2 separate regions of the Homo sapiens genome follow, and region 1 is linked to region 2. A link is an interaction called in ENCODE POLR2A ChIA-PET data of the cell type or tissue named here. Cell type or tissue: CD4-positive, alpha-beta T cell. All regions are shown on one strand. Each heading gives the region's core, and the rest is flanking DNA. Links, peaks and the distances in the headings are about the cores only.

Region 1 (5,380 bases), core at 196-5,195, 150 kb before region 2:
CAGTGGTGCGATCTCGGCTCACTGCAACCTCTGCCTCCCGGGTTGAAGCAATTCTCCTGCCTCAGCCTTCCAAGTAGCTGGAATTCTAGGCGCCCTCCACCAGGCCCAGCTAATTTTTTGTATTTTTAGTAGAGATGGGGTTTTGCCATGTTGGCCAGGCTGGTCTCGAACTCCTGACCTCAGGTGATCCACCCATATTGGCCTCCCAAAGTGCTGGGATTACAGGCGTGAGCCACCGCGCCCGGCCAAGGGAGGTGTTCTTATTCCAGTTTTCTATTTACGAACCCGGGGCTCAGAGAGGATGAGTGACTTGCCCACGATCACACAGCTGGTGAAATAAAGACTGTATATTTGATCTTGTGGAGTCAGTCTGATTGTAAAGCCTCTGCTGTAACTACAAAGTCAAGGCTGCCTGGCGGGGGGGATAAAGAAATGCCAAAAGAGGTCCGGAGAGAGGCAAGGTCATGGAGGTTCCCACGGGAGCATTTGAGGAAGGAGGAAATGGTTAGCAGCGCCTGTGCTAAAGAGAAGCCAACCGAGGTGAGAAGTGAGGGCTGCCTTTGTCGTTGGCTTTCATGGAGAGCCAACGCCAGGTAAGATGCACATGAGGGCAGGTGGCTGAAGAGGGGCAACAGGGAGAGGGTGTCCAGGAAGGATATGGCGACATGCTCACTCAGAAGGACGCTGCCACCCACTGGCAGTGTGACCTTGGGTCGTTACCCTCTCTGAGCCTCCAACGGCCCCATGATAATGTCAGCTTAAATACATTGTGCGGTATTAAACAAGCACAAAGGTTTATTTCTTGCTCATGCTCATGTTCATGGTGAAGCAGTTGCAGCTCTGCCGCTCCCTGTCATCTTCTCTCTGGCCCTGGCTAACACAGGAGCACCTGTCTGGGTCGCTTGCCATTTCAGTGGCAGAAGGTGGGGTGAGGGGATCATTGGTGACATCCAAATCAATGGGGAAAAGAGTATCCGCTCTCCCTTGGAAGGGCAGTAAATACTCAGATGACAATACAATTGACCCCAGTACCTACCTGCAAGAGTTTTAAAAGAATTTAGTGTGGCATCTTGGCAGTTGGTGAGAGCTCAGCGATGATTGCTGTTACATTATTAACAGGCTACAGTGTCCTGGAAAGCAACTTGCTGGTAGTCCCTAGGAAAAGCTCCAGTGGCTCTCATTAAGTAGTTCGTCACTATGGGGCAGAAGAGGCAGTGGAGCCCGTGGCTTGCTCTGAACGTAAGCCCCATGGTAACCACAGAATTCTGCCCTCAACTCCCCACACTCCTCAGCCGTGGCCTCTGGACTCTGGGCATCTTGTCCTGCTCCTTTGCTGTCTACATCTTCAGAGTTTCTGCCTCCACTTCTCTCTCCACCAGGCACTTCCCTCCTCTTCTTAGAATGTGGTTTGTTTGTTTTTAACAGAAATTTGAGTAGAAACCATTTATAATTGCAGGTTTTGGTTAAGATCTCTAGCTAACCAAGTTGCAATAAAGTAACAATTTCTTACTTTCAAGAGTGCAGAATGAGGAACATTTTTCTTCCATCTTGATTTCTAATAGAAAAAAAAAAAAAAAAAAAGCAAAGCTCAGAGAGGATCTCGGTTCTCCTAAGCCCAGGAGACTCCACTTCGAGTGGGCCCATCATCGTCCCTCTGGGTTGTGTTGAGTGTGTGCCTCCATGCTGTGGTCTGAAGTTAGGTACTGCGTACAAATTCATTTTTTAAAAAACTGAGATGGACGCAGTCTAATTAGGAATTCACGTTGTAAAAGGATGATACTACTGATCCTGACATACCTGTATTTCATCTGGCGTATTTCATCCAGACCCGTGATGGTAGCTGAGAAAGGGCAATTTTACTCACAGGGACTATAACAGCGGGAAGGGAGGGGGAAGCAGTGAAGAGAATAGCTAAGCCAGGAGGTAAGAGGAAGAAGAACCAGTTAGGAGAAGACAGTGCCCATAGTTGGCTTTAATTTTTGCCTGGGCCATAGGCCCAAAGTTAATGATTCCCAAGGCATTTTTTCATTTGATTTTCTAATTTGGACCTCACAATCACCTTGAGAAGTAGAAAGAGCTGATATTATTATCTGTATTTTTATACACAAGGTAAATGAAGGTCAGGGAAATTAAATGATTGAGCTGCAGATACACGGCCAGTAAATGAGAGAGGCCAAATATTTTGACACCTTGCCATGTGTGGTTTTTATTACTCTGAGTAGCCTCTAGAGGGTAAATGTAGGTTTTACAAAATGAGTAGCCGTGATTCCTTTCTTCACTAGGAATTTTCAACATGCTCAAATGATTTTCGTGGGGGATAGACATAAGTAGTAAAAAGCAGGTTTCATAAAAGCTAACTTTTGACTGGAGTTGTAATAACTGCATCAGTTAAGATTAGGTTCACTAGTCCATGCTGCACCATATTCTTACAAACTAAGGTGACGACAAGATTTATTAATATGTGAGTTTTAGGCCAGGTACAGTGGCTCACGCCTGTAATCCCAGCACTTTGGGAGGTCAAGGTGGGAGGATCGCTTGAGCCCAGGAGTTTGAGACCAGCCTGGGGAACATGGCAAAACCCCATCTCTACAAAAAACAAAAAATTAGCTAGGCGAGGTGGCATGTGCCTGTAGCTCCAGCTACTTGTGAGACTGAAGTGGGAGGATCACCTGAGCCTGACAAGGTCAAGGCTGCAGTGAGCTAAGATTGTGCCACTGCACTCCACCCTAGGTGACAGAGTGAGACCCTGTCAAAAAAAAAAAAATTAAATTAAAAAGTGAGTTTTAGATATCAGCTTGTGTTCTTTGGTTGCAAACAACAATAATCAACTTGGGTAAGTTAAGCAGACAAATTTGTTGGAAGTACTTTAGACAGCTCACAGAGTCCAAGGGAAGACAGAAGAATTAGGCTGGGAAAATGATGTCAGTGATCTGGGCAGCTAGAGCTGGTGAGAGGCAGGAACCAGCCAGGGTAGAACCAGGGACTGCCATGAGAATGAATGGGGAGGGTTGGCCTCATCTTGCCTGAGTCACGTGCTCTCCCCTTGGCCAGGTACTCATTGGCAGTTCCACTAAAATGACCCGCAGTCAGCAAAGGAAATCAAAATTTGCAGCTACTAAAAGAGGAGGCGATGGATGCTGGGAAGACAATGACCGCCTTCTACCCACACTACTTGCCTCCATTCAATCCTCCAGGAAAGGAGAGATTTTGCCAGCCCTGGTCCAGGATCTTTTGTGATGTGGAGCGAGGGGGATAAGTTAAAAGAGTTGGGAGTGGGATGACAGAGGAACAAATCAGTCAATACAGAGAGTGACTGCGGAGGAGACACGAGAAAGATCTGTCTCCCTTCTCAGGTGCTGGGGCTGAAGGAAGAATTTGAGGTTTAGAGGATCTCCCAGACAGCATCACGCAGAGAGGAGGCGAGTTGAGATGTGTTGTGCTGAGTTAGGAATCGAATCTCTTTGAATGTACTTTGTGAGCTACAAGTGAAGATGAGCAGTTCCCTTTAATTACATGTGGCCCCTGTATTGTGCAATTTTGAATGTGCACAGACTGATCGTGTAGGACCCTAAATTTTATTAGGGTCATAATGATGTTTAGTGTTTGTCATCAACATTCTTGGGAAGTAAAGGGCTACAGCTAGAAGGGCTTATAGAATGTGGTTGAGTTGATCCATTCTTTCTTTTCTCTGTCCTGGTTCTAGAATTACTCATTTTAGTTTTTCCCCAAGGAGCGTTTAAAATTTGCTCAAACTTTCTTTAAGGAAGCAGAACATGTGACGGCTTTATTTTCTAGAAACTAAGCCGTCACAATTTCTGGTCAGGGGTTAGGATGTACTTAGATGGGCCCTAAATTTCTATTATTGTTGTTCCCTTGTAAATAGCTCATCATTTTTATCATATAATAAGAACTTGAATGTAGTATTTTATAGATAAGAAAATTGAAGCACATGATCTAGCTCATAAAAGTTTAATTAAGCTAGTCTGTAATGTTATTTGGAAGCCAATATTATTATCCTCATAGTAACCAACTTTTGAGTAAGCATTTTACATGCGTAGTAACCCTATGAAGTAGATCTCCTTTTATCTCCACTTAACAAATTAGAAAAGTTACTTGTTTACAGTCACGCAGGTGGTAAGAGGGGGTCCTACACTAGCCCAGCTGATGGCAGAGCCCACACTCTGAATGCCTGCTTAGCACTGGACTGCAGGCAACAATCCAACTATTAATACTCACTGCCCTGGACCCTGACACGACCCCTGACTAGGTCTAGCTGCTAGGAGCACTCATTGACCAGAACCACTATAATATTCAGAACCATCTATTATATTAGAATAATAAAATAACTAAAAAAGAAATCCATTGGTAAATGAATGAATTAGTTTTTGATTAATTAGAGTTTGCTAATTGAAAATCTTTTTGGGGAAGCTATTTACCGTATGTGTTAGGTCTGTGGACATAATAGTGAGATTAAAAAAAAATAAGACCCCAGCCGGGTGCAGTGGCTCACACCTGTAATCCTAGCACTTTGGGAGGCTGAGGCGGGTGGATCACCTGAAGTCAGGAGTTCAAGACTAGCCTGGGCAACATGGTGAAACCCCCGTCTCTACTAAAAATACAAAACTTAGCCAGGTGTGGTAGTCCCAGCAACTCGGGAGGATGGGGCAGTAGAATCAGTTGAACCCGGGAGGTGGAGGTTGCAGTGAGCTGAGATTGCACCATTACACTCCAGCCTGGTCAATAAGAGTGAAACTCCATCTCAAAAAAAAAATATATATATATATATATCCCTGCCTTCAGGGAACTTAGAGTCTGGTGGAAATGTCAGATGATAATCAAATAATTGCAAAACAATAAATAAATAATTACAAATTCTGATGGTGATGGGTTGTTCGAGGTTGAATTACAGTAGCAGTGGCAGGCGGAGAGCAGAGGAATGAAGGGGAAGCATTGAGATGGTTCTGCTTGCTGTCCGTTCAGCAAACGTTTAGTGAAGGTGCTGCAGGTGGCCCACACTGTGTCAGTTGCCATGCGGGATATGAAGATGATACAGGCATAGTCCTTTCTCTCAACGGGGTCCCGAGGGAGGAAACACATACACACAAGTCATGACAAAAACACAAACAGAGATGACAGGATGGCAACGATAATTACAATGGCTTACATTTATTGGCAGAATTTCAAGTACTCCACATGAAATAACTCATTAATTCCTAAAACATCCCCACATGGATGGGGAGAGGGGCTAGAGAGCAGCCAGGCAAGAATACCTCTCAGGTTAGCCTGGGGTGGGAGATAAGGAAACGAAGGCTGGGAGTTCGAGGAAAGGCTAGGAAATGACGACATGGTACAGGAGTCAGAGGACAGAGAGCATCCTTCT
Region 2 (5,380 bases), core at 168-5,167:
GAATTTGAGACCAGCCTGGCCAACATGGTGAAACCCCGTCTCTACTAAAAATACAAAAATTAGCTGGGCATGGTGGCAGACACCTGTAATCCCAGCTTCCTGGGAGGAGAATTGCTGGAACTGCAGAGGTGGAGGCTACGGTGAGCCGAGATCACGCCACTGCACTCCAGCCTGGGTGACAGAGCAAGACTCCATCTTTAAAAAAAAAAAAAAAAAGTTCATTAAAAGTTAATAGAAACAATGGACCCTGAGGGCTGCAAAACGGCCTGGCAAGGAAGAAAATGTCATTTCCATCATCCAGATGCTGAACAGATTCCCACTGAATTTTGATTTGCACTGTTTTGGGGGACAGAGGGAGAGAGGCAGGATGGACGCCAAACACTTGTTTGTTCAGCCTCTCTGCTCCTTTCCTCTTCTCCATCAGCCCCTCCGAAGTTTCAGATGCCCAGGCAGGACTGCTGAAGGGTATTTATACCTGGGGAGAGCTCAGCACACCTCATGTCACAGGCTGGACTGGCTGCTTCAACTATTCATTTCATCAACAAGTGATATACTAGCCTCAGATACTGTGTTATGCCCTTGAGAGACAGAAATATATAAAGTTAATATAAAACATGGTCTCTGACTTCAAGGAGAGTAAAAAAAAAAAACCACAGTGCTAAGGGTGCACATAGCAGGGGCAGCCAGTGCCTTTGGGGGTTAAGGAAGGCTCCCTGAAGGAGGTGACCTTGAGGCTGAGACTGGGAGGGTGAAGAGGAGCTGGCAGTCAAGTGGCAGGGATGATGCGTAGGGAAAAGATGCTCCGTGCAGAGGGAAGGGCATATGCAAAGTCCCAGAGGGGAGGAAGAGCAAGCTGTGTTGGTGAGACACGAGACTCAGTGTGACTGGAGTGGAGAATGCCAGAGGAATGCGGGGAATAAACAAGGCTGGGAAGCAAGGAGGGCGGAGACACCGGTGAACTTTCTAAACAGCCTTTGAAGATTTTGATCTTCATGAGGGCAGGCTTCATTTTGTTCACCACTGTATCACCCTGGCTGCAATGTCAAGAATTCAGGGCAATCAATGACACTGGAGGCAGGACGCAGGGAAATGGAAGAGCTCTATCCGCAGAGGGCAGAGGGGAGGGAGAGAAGCGGATGGTAGAACCCACAGGCTTGGTGATTAGTTGAGCGGGTGGGAGGCAGGAGTAGTCAGGATAAAGGGCATCTCAGGGCCCTTTCTTCTGCAAGCACCTGGTGAGGTACAGACTCCAGCCCTGAGGCAGGGCAGCCCCCACAGGCACAGCACACTGTGGGCTCTGGGATTGAACTCAGCTCAGAGACTGGGCTCTGGGATTGGCAGGTCTGAGAAGCTCCCAAAATGGGTTTTAATTTACTTGAAAATATATGTTGTAGAGTATTTGAAAGCTCTGTGTGTGTGTGCTGGGGGTGGAGGGTTGGGACCTAAACATAGAGTTTCCACTTTTTCAAAGCTTTATGTAGACAAAACGATCAAGTGATGTCACAGCATTTTGTTCCCTCAGCCTTTAAAACATTTACTGACCAACTGTCATGTGCAAGGGAGGAGGAACCAATTATTGAGTGCATGCTCATTTGCCAAGCTTCATTTGTTTTATTTCATTTTGTTTTCCAATCATCCCATGAAGTGTAACTCGGTTTTGCGACGTGGCTTGCCTAAAGCCACACAGCCACCAGAGTTCAAGCTAGAGTATGGAAACAGTGTTGTTCTTAAAGGTGGTCTTTAGCCGGGCATGGTGGCATGTGCCTGTAATTCCAGCTACTCGGGAGGCTGAGGTGAGAGGATCACTTGTGCCTGGGGGGCAGAAGGTGCAGTGAGCTGAGATCGCGCCACTGAACTCCAGCTTGGGTGAGAGAGTGAGACCCCACCTCGATTCAAAAGAAATTAAACGAAAAAGGTAGAGGGCTTCTTGTCTACCCATATCTCCTTCATCATACCCCACAATTCTAATAATGCTATATATCCAGAGAGGTGCCAGTCTATATTGAGAAAATACGGGAGGAATTCAATTCATGTGTAGGCTTGGTTATGAGGGAAAGTCAGTTGAAGGAGCAGGTAGTCTGGGGTTGTAGAAAAAATACAGGTTTTAGCATCAGCTAGATCAGGATTCAAATTCTGGTTCAATCTCTTGCAAGCCAAGTGGCCTTGAGTGTGTTACCTAACCTCCTTGATGCTCCATTCCCTCATCTGCAAACAGAGATAGTGCTACTCACTTTGCAGGGAATAGAGATTAGAGAGTATGCAAAGCATGTGGCATGGTGCCTGGCACATAGCAGATGCTTAGCATAAGGCTTCCAAGATTATTTGAGCTGGACCCTGAAGGACAGGTGCCCTTTTCATCAGGAGGAGATGGGGTCAAGAAAGGACATTTCAGGTAGAAGGAACAGAATGAGCAAAAATGTGTTTGCAGGAAACCACAAGTAGTAGTGAGTCATTTAGCTTGATTCAAATGTAGAAAAATGTACATGAGAGATGGAGGTTGTAATGGCAAGTTAGAGAACAATGAGGACCTCAAATGCCATCTGCTTCTCTCCACTCCCACTGTGCTTCCTTGCCTCAGTCTAGAACAGCTTCCCAGGTTGCTCACCCATCTCCTCACCGTCAGTCTTGTTGCTTGCAATCCATTCTCCACATTGCAGCCCAGGTTTGCTTATAGTTTGGACTTCATTCAGCAGCCACAAGAAGCCCCTGAAAGTCTTGAGCAGGGGAATGAATAGGTCAGCACTGTGCTTTAGTTATGTTGTCCAGACAGCAAGTCCGTGTAGTGAGGATCACAGTGCAGCTTAAGCAGCATAGTCACCTTGTCTGGGCAGGCTGCCAAGGACTCTCCTCTACTTACCAAGTACAGTCCAAACTCACTCACATGCTCTGTGAAGTTCATCACTGTGTGGCTCTGGCTGCCCGGCCGTGATCAGCCACTGGACCACCTCACACAACACCCTGATCCCCAGATTATATGTAAACCAGGCTTCTCTTCCTTTCCTTCAGAATACCCTAAATGACAGATGAAAGAGACACAGACCTTGGGATCTGGGTCTGTAGCAGAAGGCAGAACCCCCTAACCCCGCTCGCACACAGTATTTTATTTTATTTTATTTTTGAGGGCTAATGATTTATCTTAAAAATTCATGTCAGCTAGGTGCAGTGGCTCACACTTGTAATCTCAGCACTTTGAGAGGCTGAGGCGGGAGGATTCCTTCAGGTCAGAAGCTTGATAATAATGTGGGCAACATAGCAAGACACTATCTCTAAAAAAAATTTTTCTTTTTTTTTAATTAGCTTGGCATGGTGGCACATGCCTGTAGTCCTAGCTACTTTGGAGGCTGAGGTGGGAGGATCCTTTGAGCCCAGGAGTTCGAGGATGCAGTGAATTATGATTGTGCCATTGCACTCCAACTTTGGTGTCAGAGTGAGACCTTGTATCTAACAAAACTCAATCAAACAAAAAAACCAAAACCAAACAAAAGAAAAAAGTTCATGTCAATTTTGTCTTCTATTATGTAACATTCATGCTTATTTTAATTTAAAAATGCCTTTACTTCCTTCTTGTATAGCCTATTTTACCCAAATATTTAAGCAAAATTAACATCCCTGAAAAGGCACATCATCCTTATTCCATGGCTTTGAGTACGCCTTGAACCCCAGCAGTGGCTTCCTGAGCATATCTAATTTGGAAAGCACCACCTTAAATGGTAGCTGTAGCTCAAATTTTCTCTCTGCTAGGGGCGCCATTCTCTTTTTGAGCTGAAGAATTCCTATTTATACTTCAAGATCCAGCTTCAACGCTACCTCCTTATTTAAAATTGATCAACTGATTAATTCAATAAAGAGTTCATGAGAGGCTCTTCCTGCTAGCCTGCCTGGCCCTACCCCTCCCATGAGAACTGACCCAGCCTTCCTTTGTATTTCCATAGCACTTTGTAATACCTCCACTGTGGTTCTTATCCCATGGCGTTAAAACTTAGTTTGGATGTGTCTGTTTGCCTGCTCTACTAGTTCTGTGAAGGCAAAAGCAAAAGAGAACCTTACTTATTTTTGCTCCTTGGTGCCCATTACAGTTCCTGGAACGTAATAGGAGCTCTTTTCACCATGGAGGGAGAGGCCAATAAGGTTTTGAATGATGTGTGCTGTTGAACTCTGATGGTGAAGAGATTCACCTGGATCACTGTGCCCTACCTCAGAATCACCGGGTTGGCTTGGGTAAAGTCTCCCACTCTTGCCTTTACTCAGGCTGAGGATGTTCACAGGCAGTATCAGAACCTTTCCTCTAATCCTAATTAAACACACCTCTGCTGCCAAATATATACCAAAAGCCATAAGCTGGGAGGAAGCAAGTGTCTTTAAAGACTTAAAGAGTGATCTACGATTGAGATGCTGTCTCCCTTCCAGGGGAGGATTGTGGCTTTCTGGCAATTTTACCATCCTTCATGGGGGGTGGGGGTGGGGGTGATGGGGAAGGAATCTACTCAGCCTCCAGACCACACCTGGTCCGGTGGTTTTCCAACTGCTCACATGTCCCCTCTGTGGGGGTGGTGGAGGGAGTGGGTCCAGGAGCCCCACTTGGAGGAGCAGAGATGTCAGTTGCAACCCTCCAGATTCAGCTCAGGGACACCCCCTCCTTGGTCCAGGCTTCCTTTTCTCTTTCCTCAGGAGTTTCCCAGATCTGAGATCTCAAGGCCTGGACTCCTGGTCTCCCACACTTAAGGAGCCTGCCTTCAGCAGTTTCAAATGAAGACGGTTTGGCTCCACCACACTTTCAAGGTCTGGGTTTTGACCTTGACGATATTTATTGAGTGAGGTTATCCAAACAAGGACTTCCGAAGGCTGTAGCATCCAGTGGTTTTTGTGAGTGTGACTCCCCTGCTGCTGCCTCTATTTATAAAGTTTGAGCTCTGGTTTCTGATGGTTCCAAACCTAGTGGGTGGGGGTGGCAGTCTTTTCTTTACCTTCTATTTGCCTGTTGGCAGCTCTAAGAGACTAAAATATTCTCTTCCTACAAGCAGGCTATGGAGACTTTGGAGCACAGCAAGAGTTGTTTTAGCCAGAGCAGTTATACGACAGGAATCTCTGCCCAGAAAAGAGGAGATAAATCAATGTTTGCTTAAGGAATAAAGACCAAACTCCTCTGGAAAAACAAAACGTGATTTTTAAATGATCAAAGTTGGCTTTAGTAATCACTGAGGGAACTGAACTCCTTGAAGCTCTCAATGGGTGTCTGATGGTATCCTTGCGGTCAAATATCAGATTTATTTGGCCATGATTAATTGCTGATGCCAGATTCCTGTCTTCCCCTTGGCTACATCTTCTTCCCAGCTAACCCCAGTCACTTGCTCCATTTTCATCTTTATGCTTTTATGACATT

Evidence for each region. ChIA-PET counts read pairs that join two places held together with the same protein. Peaks named below come from ENCODE experiments on the same cell type or tissue, not always from the same donor. Only the 100,000 strongest peaks of a DNase experiment are listed, where the experiment ranks them.
Region 1: POLR2A ChIA-PET joins it to region 2 with 5 read pairs; 2 of 35 experiments call an interaction of 5 or more read pairs at or near these places.

Annotation. Positions count from the first base shown.
Region 1 is chr14:65,792,910-65,798,289 of GRCh38, forward strand. No RefSeq gene overlaps it. Among named protein-coding and RNA genes, the nearest start is that of LINC02290, 320 kb to the right of the region's middle. In CD4-positive, alpha-beta T cell, for the core only: no CTCF peak of the experiment used is centred there; no DNase peak of the experiment used is centred there.
Region 2 is chr14:65,947,570-65,952,949 of GRCh38, forward strand. No RefSeq gene overlaps it. Among named protein-coding and RNA genes, the nearest start is that of LINC02290, 160 kb to the right of the region's middle. In CD4-positive, alpha-beta T cell, for the core only: no CTCF peak of the experiment used is centred there; a DNase peak (open chromatin) is centred at 2,842.